Linked DNA regions of Homo sapiens: region 2 is linked to region 1. Evidence: read pairs that join two places in POLR2A ChIA-PET (ENCODE). Cell type or tissue: MCF 10A. All regions are shown on one strand. Each heading gives the region's core, and the rest is flanking DNA. Links, peaks and the distances in the headings are about the cores only.

Region 1 (5,872 bases), core at 790-3,289:
GTCAGGAAGGAGGGAAATGTGGGGACATCAGGGTTCAGGGCTGACTTCCTACGGGTCTGACTGAGCCCTGAGGGACAGCCGTCTTTGAGGGGACACCTGGGAGGCCGCTGAGGAAAGCAGTCAGGGTGCCAGAGGGTGGAGTTCGCAGAAGAGGAGCTCGGCGGCGGCCATGAGATGGTGGCAACAAGCACTCACGCTGGGTCTCTGGGGACCAGCCCTGCATCCACCCAAAAGAACAGCTTCCCTGCCTTGTCTTCCCCCTACGGTACCCAGCATGGCTGCTCCTTGGCCATTGCATGTGCCCAGCTCTGGGCAGGGCCAATGTACTGGTGGGGGGTGTGCAGTGGGGGTGCCCACCCCATCCCCTGGGAGCCGTGGGCAGAGGTCACTGTCCAGGTCCGAACCTGACCCCAGCATGTGGCTGACTGCACGGGCCCAGGGCGGCAGTCCCAATATCTTGGAGGCAGAAGGGGGCCACGGTTCTTCTACAGATGGGGAACCTGAGGCAGGGTAGGGGGCGAGTTGGGACACAGAACCAGGTCTAAAGCCTGCAGGCTGGGGACAGCAAGCTACGACCCGAATCCTGCCTGCTGCCTCCTTCCGCGTGGTCTGCAAGCTAAGAACAGCTTCCACAGTTTTAATCAGTTGAAAAAAAATCACAAGAATAATTTGTGAGATGTGAAAATTATATGAAATTCAAATGAGGAGTCCATAAATAAGGTTTTCTTGGCACATGGCCAGGCGATCCGGCAGGCGTTGTCTGTGGCTGTTCTCGTGCTTGGATGGCTGTGCTGAGTACCTGGAACGGAGCCTGCGCCGCGGCGGGGCCTAAATGCCGTCTGGCCTTTTCCAGAGAAAGCGTGCCCGCCCTGCCCTGCTCTGGCTGGGCGTCTGCGGGTGCTCAGCACTTTCCAGCGGAGCCTCTAGGGCGAGGAAAGCCTCCCTCAGGCCTTCTCCTGGCTAGAAGCCCTGGGCGCTGGGGACTGCCCCCACCCCAATCATGATGGTGCTAAGTACAGAGCTAAAGCCTTGTCTGCTGGGGCACCAGGTCCTGTTCGGGTGCTGCCTGTATTCATCCCCCTCATTCTCCAGCCATGCATAAGGTGGGGCCGGTTATTGTCCCTATTTTATTTCTGTGCCTGGGAAATCAAGGCACAGAGAGGTGGAGAGCTAGCAAGGGGCAGGGCATGGAACCGTTCCACGGACTGGCGGTCCTGGCAGCACTGGGCACCAGGCTTGGCCTTAGGCACTGAGGTTAGAAAGTAAAGATGCCAGTGTCCTGCTCTTTCAGGGAGAGGCAGACCAGCCACCAGCACGCAGAGGCGGGAGGAGCCAGGGGTCAGGTGAGCGCTGCGGTTCTGCGTTCTGTGCATGGATGTAAGCACGTTAGATCCCACAGCTCAGGTCATCGTTGTTATTCTCAGCATTGTACAGAGGAAGAGCCTACGCACAGAGAGGTTCAGAAACCTGCCCAAGGTCACACAGCTAATAAGGAGCTGAGCTGGGACTGAACCCAGGCAGTGTTGCTCCATTGTGGCACTTTCTTAGCCAAGTAAGAGCATTCAGGATCACAAGAAGAAAACGGCACAAGATGGGGTGCCTGGGGGGCTCTGACTTGGAAGCAGTCTTTGGGCTGACGATGAGTGATAAGGAGGAGGCAGATCTGAGTGACGAGGCATATGCTGGACCCTGGCCAGTTGACAGGCCTCCAGGGACCCAGGCTGGCAGAGAAGGTGTCCTAAGTTGCCCTCCTGGGAGTCCCCTGAGCCAGGATCTTGTTCATGATGCCCTTAGTTACCTTGGCACATGGTGTTCCCAGCCTGGAATGCTTTTCCCTGTGGCTGGGTAGCCCCTGCTCCTTTCTTTCTCAGGCTCCCTGAGCTGCTTCCCCAGAAGCAGGACAGCTCATATCCCTGCTGGCACAGGTCCTGGTGACACACACCACCCTTGGCCCGCCCAGGACTTTTGCAATACAACCACGCAGCCGTTTCTGTGGTGAACTGATGATTGTCTGTGGCTTCCACCAGGGGAGGGTTCTACCCTACTGCCCATTCACACCGGCAGCTGGGGGCTTAGCAAGCATCTCGAATGAATGAATGGATGAATGGATGGATGGATGGATGGATGGATGGACGCATGAACCTGCTGCCAATTCCCCTCTGCCCAGCTTCCCACTAGATGCAGCTGAATGGGGCTGTGTGTATTTGAGGCAACAGGGGAAGAGAGAGGCAAGACCGCATGGCATGGGATGGAGCACTTGCAACCCCTGCTCCCCAACTGGGCAGGACCCTTGGGTCTGGTCACTGCAGCCCCTGCAGCCCCAGCACTGCAGAGAGTGCCTGCCCACTCCTCCCTCCTGCAGGCCAGGTGGGTACCCCGTCCAGGCATGCCAGGTCCTCTGCTCACTCCTCAGTGCTACTGTGCATCAGTGACAGTGCCATAAGGAGGCACCTGAGAGATGAGAAGTGCTGCTCAGAACTGTGAACTTCAGGCTGACCAGAACTTTGCAACCTATGAAAATTCCTTAAAAATATAATTTAGAACCACCTACGGAATGGGAGGAAGTAGTCGCAAATCATGTATCGGATAAGGACCTAGTATCCAAAATGCATAAAGAACTCTTGCAGCTCAGCAACAAAAAGGCAAACAACCCATTCCAAAAATGGACAAATAACTGGAATAGACATTTCTCCAAACAGGACATACAAATGGCTAATGGGTGCACGAAGATGTTCAATGTTATCCGTCATTAGAGATGCAAACTGAAGCCGCAGTGAGATGCTACTTCATACCCGCTAGGATAGCTATAAAAATAACACAAAAAAGAACAAATCACGCCTGTAATCCCAGCACTTTGGGAGGCCGAGGCGGGTGGATCATGAGGTCAGGAGATCAAGGCCATCCTGGCTAACACGGTGAAACCCGTCTCTACTAAAAATACAAAAAAATTGGCCGGGCGTGGTGGCGGGCGCCTGTAGTCCCAGCTACTCGGGAGGCTGAGGCAGGGGCATGGTGTGAACCCGGGAGGCGGAGCTTGCAGTGAGCCGAGATCGCGCCACTGCACTCCAGCCTGGGTGACAGAGCGAGACTCCGTCTCAAAAAAAAAAAAAAAAAAATACAAAAAATTGGCCGGCCGTGGTGGCGGGCACCTGTAGTCCCAGCTCCTCGGGAGGCTGAGGCAGGAGAATGGCGTGAACTTGGGAGGCGGAGCTTGCAGTGAGCTGAGATTGTGCCACTGCACTCCAGCCTGGGTGACAGAGGGAGACTCCATTTCAAAGAAAAAGGAAAAAAGAAAACAACAAATCAGAAAATAGCAAGCGTTGGTGAGGATGTGAGGAACTGGAGCCCTTGTGCACTGTGGGTGGCCATGTAAGATGGTGCAGCCGCTGGGAAAGGAGTTTGGCAGTTCCTCCAAAAGTTAAACAGACAATTTTGAGAGTTCTATATTATCCTGGAATTACCATGTGACCTAGCAATTCCAATTACTCTAGGTTTATACCTGAGAGAACTGAAAACTGATAGTCAAATACACGTGCACACATGTTCACGGAAGCATTTTTCATGACAGCTATATGGTGAAAACAGCCCAAATATCCACCAGCAGCCCTCCCGGAGCAGCACAGTCTAGGATTGGGAGCTGTTTCCCCCGAACAGGCTGGAATGGCAGGCTCAGCTGGACGCCCTGCTGTCCTTTTCCCCAGCCGTTTCCTGCTGTCCCCAGAGCCAGGCTCTGGCTCATGGATCCTCCTATACCCAGGCTCTTACCGGTGGCACCTTCGTGGCAGAGCTTGGGGTCGGGGGCCCTTCATCCCTGGGCAGCGACGGGCCGTTGGGCTCCATGTCCTTCCCTGCAAGAGAGCAGTGGGAGTGAGGACCCAGGCATGGTGGCGTGGCCAGGCTTCTCAGGCCGCTGCCTGGTGTGAGGCAGGCGAAGCGTGGGTGCGGATGACCTGGGAGGGGCAGGAAGTCAGCCGGAGGTGGTGGCAGGAACAGGACACTGCCTGAGAGGTGTAATAAACGCCAGCAAGCGTCACTGTGGGAGGAGTGTGCCAGGAGAACTGGCAGGGCCTCCAGGACCTACAGGGAGGAAGCTGGGACAGGAGCTGGTAGGAACCGGCATCCTGGGCCTGCTGTAGTGTGCAATTGGGGGTCTGTGAAGGCCAGAGTCCCCAGTTTTCAGAAAAAGAATGTGACATCCAGTCTCAAAGACACATGGCAGGTTTGGGGCCCCTGGACTGTGCATCCCCCTGGCTGGATGCTGCCGGCCCCTGCGTGCTGGGCTCTTGCTGGGAGGTGGTCAGCCCTGTCTGCCATCCCACCCTGGCAGGCTGGGTAAGGAGGGAGAGGCAAAGGAGGGAGACCTGAGGTGTCTGCGTTTGCTCCTTTGGGAAATGGCCTCCCCTCCCCCGGCTCTGTTTGCTTTGGTGCCAGTTTCCCAAGGTACGATTTCTGGACAGGAGGAAGGAGGGGATGGCTGCAGGGGAAGCCTGAGGTCTGCCCAGCAGGGCCGCTCCCGCTGCTTCCTGTGGCTGGTGGGCGAGGGTTGACTGCCCCGGTCCCTGACACTGAGACTCGGAGGGGCTGGGGGCTGGAGTGAACCCCATCCTGCCAAGGCCACAGGCGACAGGCCAGCAACAGGCTGGGTGCGTGGACAGACGCCACAGACCAGCTGGAAGGCCTGGGGTCTATAGCCGTCCTTCCCTGACAGCCCTGGGCAGGGACTGGATGGGGACGAAGAACGGAAAAGCCAGGACGGTGGCCTGAGGAAGTGGTTCTGTCCAAAGGTCCTGGACCGTGGCCACTCACAGTCACAGAACATCGCTGACCCTGGCCGGCAGTGGCTGCTCCCCCACCTGGGAGCCTCTGCTTCCCCATCTGCAGAGTGCTACGCCCCTGACCCGGAGTGCTGGGGGGAGGCTAGCAGGAGCGCTCTTCCCTCTGGCACTTTCTCATATAGTTCTAGGGGCTTGGCCTGTGGCCGCCAGCAAACTACTTTCCATGTGGATGCTGCCTCCTGGCCGGGAGGACTCAAAGGCTGGGGCCCTTGGACCACTCAAAGGGATAGGGTGCAGGTGCCCTGGGCAGGGGGAAGTCAGCACTGGTCCTTCTCCTCACAGCCTGTCCACACCCACCCCACTCCCTTGGCCTGGGACCTACCGCCTCCATTCCTCGGAAAAGGCCCTTCCCAGCACGTCTTCTGCACCGCCTGGGCCAGTTGCTAGTTGGTCCGAGTCCCTCTGAAACTGACCAGCAGCTGGGACCCAGCCCTTCCCCTCCCCACCCCTGACTCTGCAAGTGCTTCTAAGCCTCCGGCCAGGGTGAACGTGACAGCAGAGAATAAAAGGTGTAGGATTTACCTTGCCGGGTGTCGAGTGCCCCTGCCTGCCATAGCACCTTCAGCAAGGCCACCTCTACGCTGGGACTCCGTTTTTCCATCTATTGGATGGGACTTTGGCTGCGACCACACGCCCCTCGAGCCTGGGTGGTGGATCCGCCCAATGCTCTCCCACTCCCCCCAGGGCAGATGAGATGACCATGGCCAGGCAGGGCTGGGGCTCCCACTTCCTCAGCCCCAAAGCAGGCAGTGGGAGGAGAGGGGGCAGAGCTGGGGAGAGGTCCCCCAGGCAGGTGCCTGCCCCTACCTCCTACTCTCAGGGGAACAGGGGAGGAAGGGCTGGGTTTTCTGGGGGACAGCAGTCACAGCTCAGCCTTGGCTGGGGCAGGGGTTGTGCATAGTTAGGTGCCAGGGAGGGGCCTGGAGAGTGGCAGCATTGGCGGGCAGAGGTTCTGAGTCTGTGTGCTGGGTGCTTTATCTACAATTGCACGAAGGCAGGCCTGGTTCCAGCTGTCCCCTCTCAGAGCCCAGGACCCA
Region 2 (5,872 bases), core at 1,509-4,008, 100 kb before region 1:
ACCCTGGGGCCTGGAATACTCAGAGTCACAGAACACAAGAACCAAGAAGCCTCCATGGACGTCTACTCTGATCACATCTCCACTTACAGACCAGAAAACAGAAATCCCAGGAGGGAAGTGATTTGTCCAGAGACTCAGGGAGTCTCCATGATGTCCAGGTCCCCGGGGCCAGGCAGCCTGTGCTGCACCAGCACCAGGCTCTGGCCCAGTGACAACATCCTTCACACACAGAGCGGCCCTCTGCTGGGGGCCTGAGAGTGTGGCTGGCGCCAGTGCCCCTGTCCAAGCCCCACACCTTCTAGGCCACTCGCTCACCTTTCCCCAAGGGCACGGCCAGGACGGTTCTCCGGGCTTAGAGGCCTTCCATAAGGCAAAGTCGTTGGGAGAGCGCTTCTCACTCAGGCGGTCTGCAGAGATGCTCAGGTCACCTGCAAACACGAGGGACGCCAGGCAAGGTCACTCAGCAGCACCCACAGACCCACATGTCTCACTTCAAGGCCATCCACGGTGCCTAATGGGCAGTCCTTCTGACTAACTTCTGTTTATTAACTTGGCTCAAGCATTTCTTCAAGTTAACTATGTATTACCAGATTCTGGTGTTGACCCAGTGTCTAGATTTACAAAACGGTACATAATCCCCAAAGTCACCAGCTTATATACCTGGCTGACTTGAGGCCACATCTGGGGTCTCCGTAAGACATTCACCTTCCTGCTGCCTTCTCACAGCATTAGCCCACCAGTGTCTAGGACAAGTGATAAGAACCCTGGGCTAAAGCTAGGAGGTGACATAGTGGTGCAGCCACTGGGGCATGGCTCAGGGATCCTGCCTGGTTCATGCGGGTGGGGTCAATATGTCAAGGGCCCGCACAACTATCTGCTTATGGGTCCCGGGGGATACAAGGATGCAGCTAAGCTGCTGTGTACTACTGCAGGGAACCTGGTGGCAGTGCAGTGGTGAAGGGGACATTTGCTGTTCCTGTGTATTTATAAGGGGAAAATAGGTGAAGGAAACTAAAGAATAGTCCAGGAAGGCCATAAGAAAAGGGGAGTACTGCTCTTGGCACAAGTTCTATTTCCTGGACAAAGCCAATGATCACCTGGCCAACAAAAACAAGACTGTCTATGCCTTGCCAGAGGGATGAGAAATAACCCCTTGGTGAATTCCATGCATTGACTCGGTGACACTCAGCCACCTGACACTCAGGGTACAAGGCGGTCTGAGTCCCCAGAAAAGGAATGCACCATCACTGCAGATTTCTCTCAACAATACATGCAGGACCAATGGAAAAGATTAGCTGCTGTGAATAAAGAAACCTGTGAGCCAGTCCAAAGGTCACGCAGAGAATCACCCTTTGTTCGATGAATGGGCAGAGCAGAGGTCTTCACTCTAGGCATAAGGTTACCAGGACCCACGCCAGGTCTTGCCCGGCTGCTGCAGCCTTTCCTGGTCCCTGGTCTAAGGGCTGCCTTAGGTGCTGTCACCCCCTTGTGGAGGAAGAACAGACTCCATCTAGGGTTCTAACTCAGGTGACCCTGAAGAAGCTGCAGTGAGATCTTTCCAGGTGACAAATCCACTTTTCAGGAGCCTAATCAGGCAACAGACCTAAGCTGCCCTGAGAAACAGAGTCCAGAGGAAAAGCACCGCTAAATATATTTTTCTAAACACCAAGTTCATGATTATAAAATATGTACTAAATGTAGAATATTTGAAAGATAAAAAAAGAAAACTAGGAAAAAAATTGCCATTATCTTTTAACCTAGGAATTACTACTGTTACCATTTTGGTATACTGATTCCCAGATTAAAAAACAAACACACAAAAACACAAAAAACCTCTGCAAGCAAAATCCAGATCTATCCACCAACACGGAAGGCCGCTGTCCTGGCTTCCTTCTACCTCCGCACTGTTCTGCCACTGACAATTCCGCAAAAGCACAATGTGATATGGCCCATGACATTCGCTTTTAGATGCTCTTTGATAGAAAATATACATTCACGTTTTCAACTTTTCATTATTATGAACTTACTCATGAAAGTTTATATCTGATTTTTTAAAAATACGCTTTGAAAAAATTGATAACAGAGAACACAGGACCCTCCCCACAAACACCCTATCCTTCAGCAAACATCACACTGCAACTGCCCTCATAGGGTTAATGAGAATTCCAAGGCAGGCTATAGGCAGAATGATGAGGCCGGTCACTGGCCAGGTGCAGTGCACGTCCATCCGCTTCCCTGCAGCTCTAACTGAGAGTCACATAGCACGCTGACCACCTGCTCCACCACTGTTCCTAGCGATAGAATCTCTAACCCTGGACCTTTTTACCAAGAACTGCTTAAGGTATTTTTTGGATCCTGAATTCCAGCAGGACAGCTGTTGCCAACTGGTCTGAAGACCTGCACCAAGGAACTGACTCGTCGCAGAAATGTGGTTTACCTCCCTGTCCCATGACTTCGCCCCTCACTTCCCCAGCAACCGGCAATCCCCATCACCTGTCCAGAGCAATTAAAAACCCCTCCCCAAATCTCAGGGAGGCGGATCTGAGGTTTCCTCCCATCTCCATTTGTCCACCATACAATTACTACGCTTCTTCTACGGCAACCCCTGGTATCCCGGTATACTGACTCGCTGTGCATTGGGCAACAGACCTATTATGGTTACAACACAATGTCTTTCAAGTTTTCCTTCTTGGTTTCATTTCCTGTCTCTCTCCCCAGAGGCAGAGTGAGTGTTTCTAGCTTTGACCCTACAAGCATGTTCATACCAGCACAACAGGGTCCTGTTCTCTCCCACTGGGGGAGCTTCCTCCCTGCACTAGGCCTTCCTGCCACGTGCCTTCCCGAGTGGTCTGCATGGCCCATCTGCCTCTGGTGGGTCATCTTACTTGGCGGAGTGAGGAGCTGTCATCATCTAGGACCACTTGGGCCCCAGCATCACCCCTCCCCTTTTCCTCTACCATTAGAGTCCCCATGGCGAGGAGCACATGACTGCACAGAGCTAAGGCTACACTCCTTATGACTCCCCATGGTGGGGGGAGGTTGCGGGGGTGGTCATGTGCCCACGTCTGATCACTGACTGTGGAGGGGTGGAAATCCATGTCCCTCTTTGGTCCTGCATATTGGCTGTTAGATTCTACTCCTGTTTCCTGGAACTTAAACCAATGCTGAAGTCATTCTGGAAGAAAATGGGCCCAAGAATAAATGGTATTTAAGAAAAAGACCCTAGATGGGGCCAGATAGCAAAATTCATCATAAAGTGGTGAGTCAGTGTGCTCTAGCTGCCTCCAGAACATTCCTTCACCACGTGACCTGAGGGCACTGCTCCACTTACCACTCCCACCTTTCCCATGTGCTGCCAGTTCCCTCCCGGCATCTAAGTGTCAAATGCAGTGCGAGTTGTTCACGGCTTCCTCTAAGGACTTTAAGAAATGCTCTACTATATCCATAGTTACATTCCATTTTTGTCTTGTTATTCAAACATACATACATACATACATACATTCAAACACACACACAGGATCTTGCTGTCAGCCAGGCTGGAGTGCAACGGTGTAATCACAGCTCACTACAGCCTCGACCTCCCTGGCTCAAGCAACCCTCTTACCTCAGCCTTCTGAGTAACTGGGACTACAGGTGCATGCTACCACACTCAGCTAATTTTTAAAATTTTTGTAGAGATGCGGTCTCACTACATTGCCCACGATGGTCTTGAATTCCTGGCCTCAAGCGATCCTCCTGCCTCGGCCTCCCAAAGTGCTGAATTATAGGCATGAGCTATAATTCAGCCCTAATATGTTTTTCAATCTTCTACTTTTATTAATCAAACTTGCTAAGGGTTCTTCTATATTATTTTTTGAGAAGAATCAGCTTTTGGCTTTTACAATTGTTTCTGTTTCTTTAATCTCTGATTTTACTTTATTTCCTCCTATTTCTTTCTACTTCTTCTTGTTCCTTTCCCAGCTTTTTGACTGACTGCTTAGCTCACTTATTTCCTTTTTTTTTGTTTGAGATGGACTCTTGCTCTGTCACCCAGGTTGGAGTGCAGTGGCACGCTCTCAGCTCACTGCAACCTCCGCCTCCAGGGTTCAAGCGATTCTTCTGCCTCAGCCTCCCGAGTAGCTGGGACTACAGGCATGCGCCACCACACCCGGCTAATTTTTGTATTTTTAGTAGAGATGGGGTTTCACCACATTGGCCAGGCTGGTCTCGAACTCCTGACCTCGTGATCCGCCTGCCTTGGCCTCCCAAAGTGCTGGGATTACAGGCGTGAGCCACTGCACCCGGCACCTCACTTATTTTCCATCTTTGTTTTTTAATAACTACATTTAAAAACATCAGTTTCCTCTAATTGGTGCTTTAGGGGCATTCTCCAGATTTGGTGTGTGGCACCTTTGCTGCTGTTCTGCTTAAACACCCCTGATTTCCCACTGTGGTTTTCTTTCCTAGGAGTTATCCAGGAGCATGATTTCAACCCCCCAGACAAGTTTGTACATTTTAGACGTCCGTCCTGTCAGTGTTGGTATCTTTTTTATTTTAAAAAAAAAATTTTTTTAATGTCTTTGAGACAGAGTCTTGCTCTGTTGCCCAGGCTGGAGTGCAATGGCACAATCAGGGCTCACTGCAGCCTTGACTTCTTGGGCTGAAGTGATCCTCCTGCATCAGCCTCTTAAGTAGCTGGGACTATAGGCACGTGCCACCACACCCAGCTCATTTTTAAATTTTTTGTAGAAAGGGGGTCTCCCTATGTTGCCCAGGTTGGTCTGGAACTCCTGGGCTCAAGCGATCCTCCTGCCTCGGCCTCCCAAAGTGCTGGGATTACAGGTGTGGGTCGCCATGTCTGGCCAAGTGTTGTTATCTAATACAATCGCTCCATGGTGACAGAATGAGGGCTCCTTGACAGAATGAGGGTTCCTTGAAAACGGTTCTTTGAGATTTGTGGAAATCTTTCTGTGGCCTGGCATATGTTTCTGTGTTCTTGGAAGGAAAGGATGTTCTTTAATTCCTGAGTGCAAAGTTCCCAGCTCTCAAACCAAGCCTGTTAACTGTATTTCAAACCTTTCATATCCGTATTAATTCTTGGCCTACTTGATCTGTCAACTCCTGGGAAGTGCATGAAACGTGGGCATGTCCACTCTGGTTCTAGGGTAGTGAAGCCTTCTGGTCCAGAGGCCCAGGCTGCATCCTCTCAGAGCTGAGGCGCTTCATCATCACAAACCCGCCCCTCTACTCCCACAAACCCGGAGCCTGAAATGCCATGGGTCTGATATTTATGTGTCAACCTGGCTATCTCTATCTTTCTTCAGTCTGTGTTGTCTGGTTTTATTTTATTATATATTTTTTTGAGACAGAGTCTCATTCTGTCACCCAGGCTGGAGTGCAGTGGCACAATCTTGGCTCACTATAACCTCTGCCTCCTGGGTTCAAGTGATTCTCATGCCTCAGCCTCCTGAGTAGCTGGGATTACAGGCAAGCACCACCACACCTGGCTAATTTGTGTATTTTTAGTAGAGATGGGGTTTCGCCATGTTGGCCAGGCTGGTCTCGAACTCCCAACCTCAGGTGATCCACCCACCTCGGCCTCCAAAAGTGCTGGGATTATAGGCGTGAGCCACCGCACCTTTATTTTAGGTTCTGATATTTCTTTAGAATAGAGCCTAAAATTAGATAAAAGTATGAACATTTTTATGGCCAAATTGTCTTCCAGAAACACTAGGACAGGCGGGGTGGGGGTGCAGAACGTGCCCTGGCACATTGCGGGAATCCCCACTCTGCAGGGAGGCTTCCAACCTTGCCTCTTGTGGATGTGTCCCCAGATTCACTTAAGGGATAAACATGAAGAAAACACCAACGAAAGGGTTCCCAATATAATTCT

The links. ChIA-PET counts read pairs that join two places held together with the same protein. Peaks named below come from ENCODE experiments on the same cell type or tissue, not always from the same donor. Only the 100,000 strongest peaks of a DNase experiment are listed, where the experiment ranks them.
Region 2: POLR2A ChIA-PET joins it to region 1 with 7 read pairs; 3 of 35 experiments call an interaction of 5 or more read pairs at or near these places.

The regions. Positions count from the first base shown.
Region 1 is chr11:3,122,708-3,128,579 of GRCh38, forward strand. OSBPL5 (oxysterol binding protein like 5) reads right to left here. Exons shown (of 22, transcript NM_020896.4): 3 at 3,766-3,848. Among named protein-coding and RNA genes, the nearest start is that of OSBPL5, 40 kb to the right of the region's middle. RefSeq lists a silencer at 1,732-2,026. In MCF 10A, for the core only: no CTCF peak of the experiment used is centred there; DNase peaks (open chromatin) are centred at 864 and 1,864.
Region 2 is chr11:3,019,905-3,025,776 of GRCh38, forward strand. It overlaps CARS1 (cysteinyl-tRNA synthetase 1), which reads right to left. Exons shown (of 23, transcript NM_001014437.3): 11 at 316-428. Among named protein-coding and RNA genes, the nearest start is that of CARS1-AS1, 6.6 kb to the right of the region's middle. In MCF 10A, for the core only: no CTCF peak of the experiment used is centred there; a DNase peak (open chromatin) is centred at 2,667.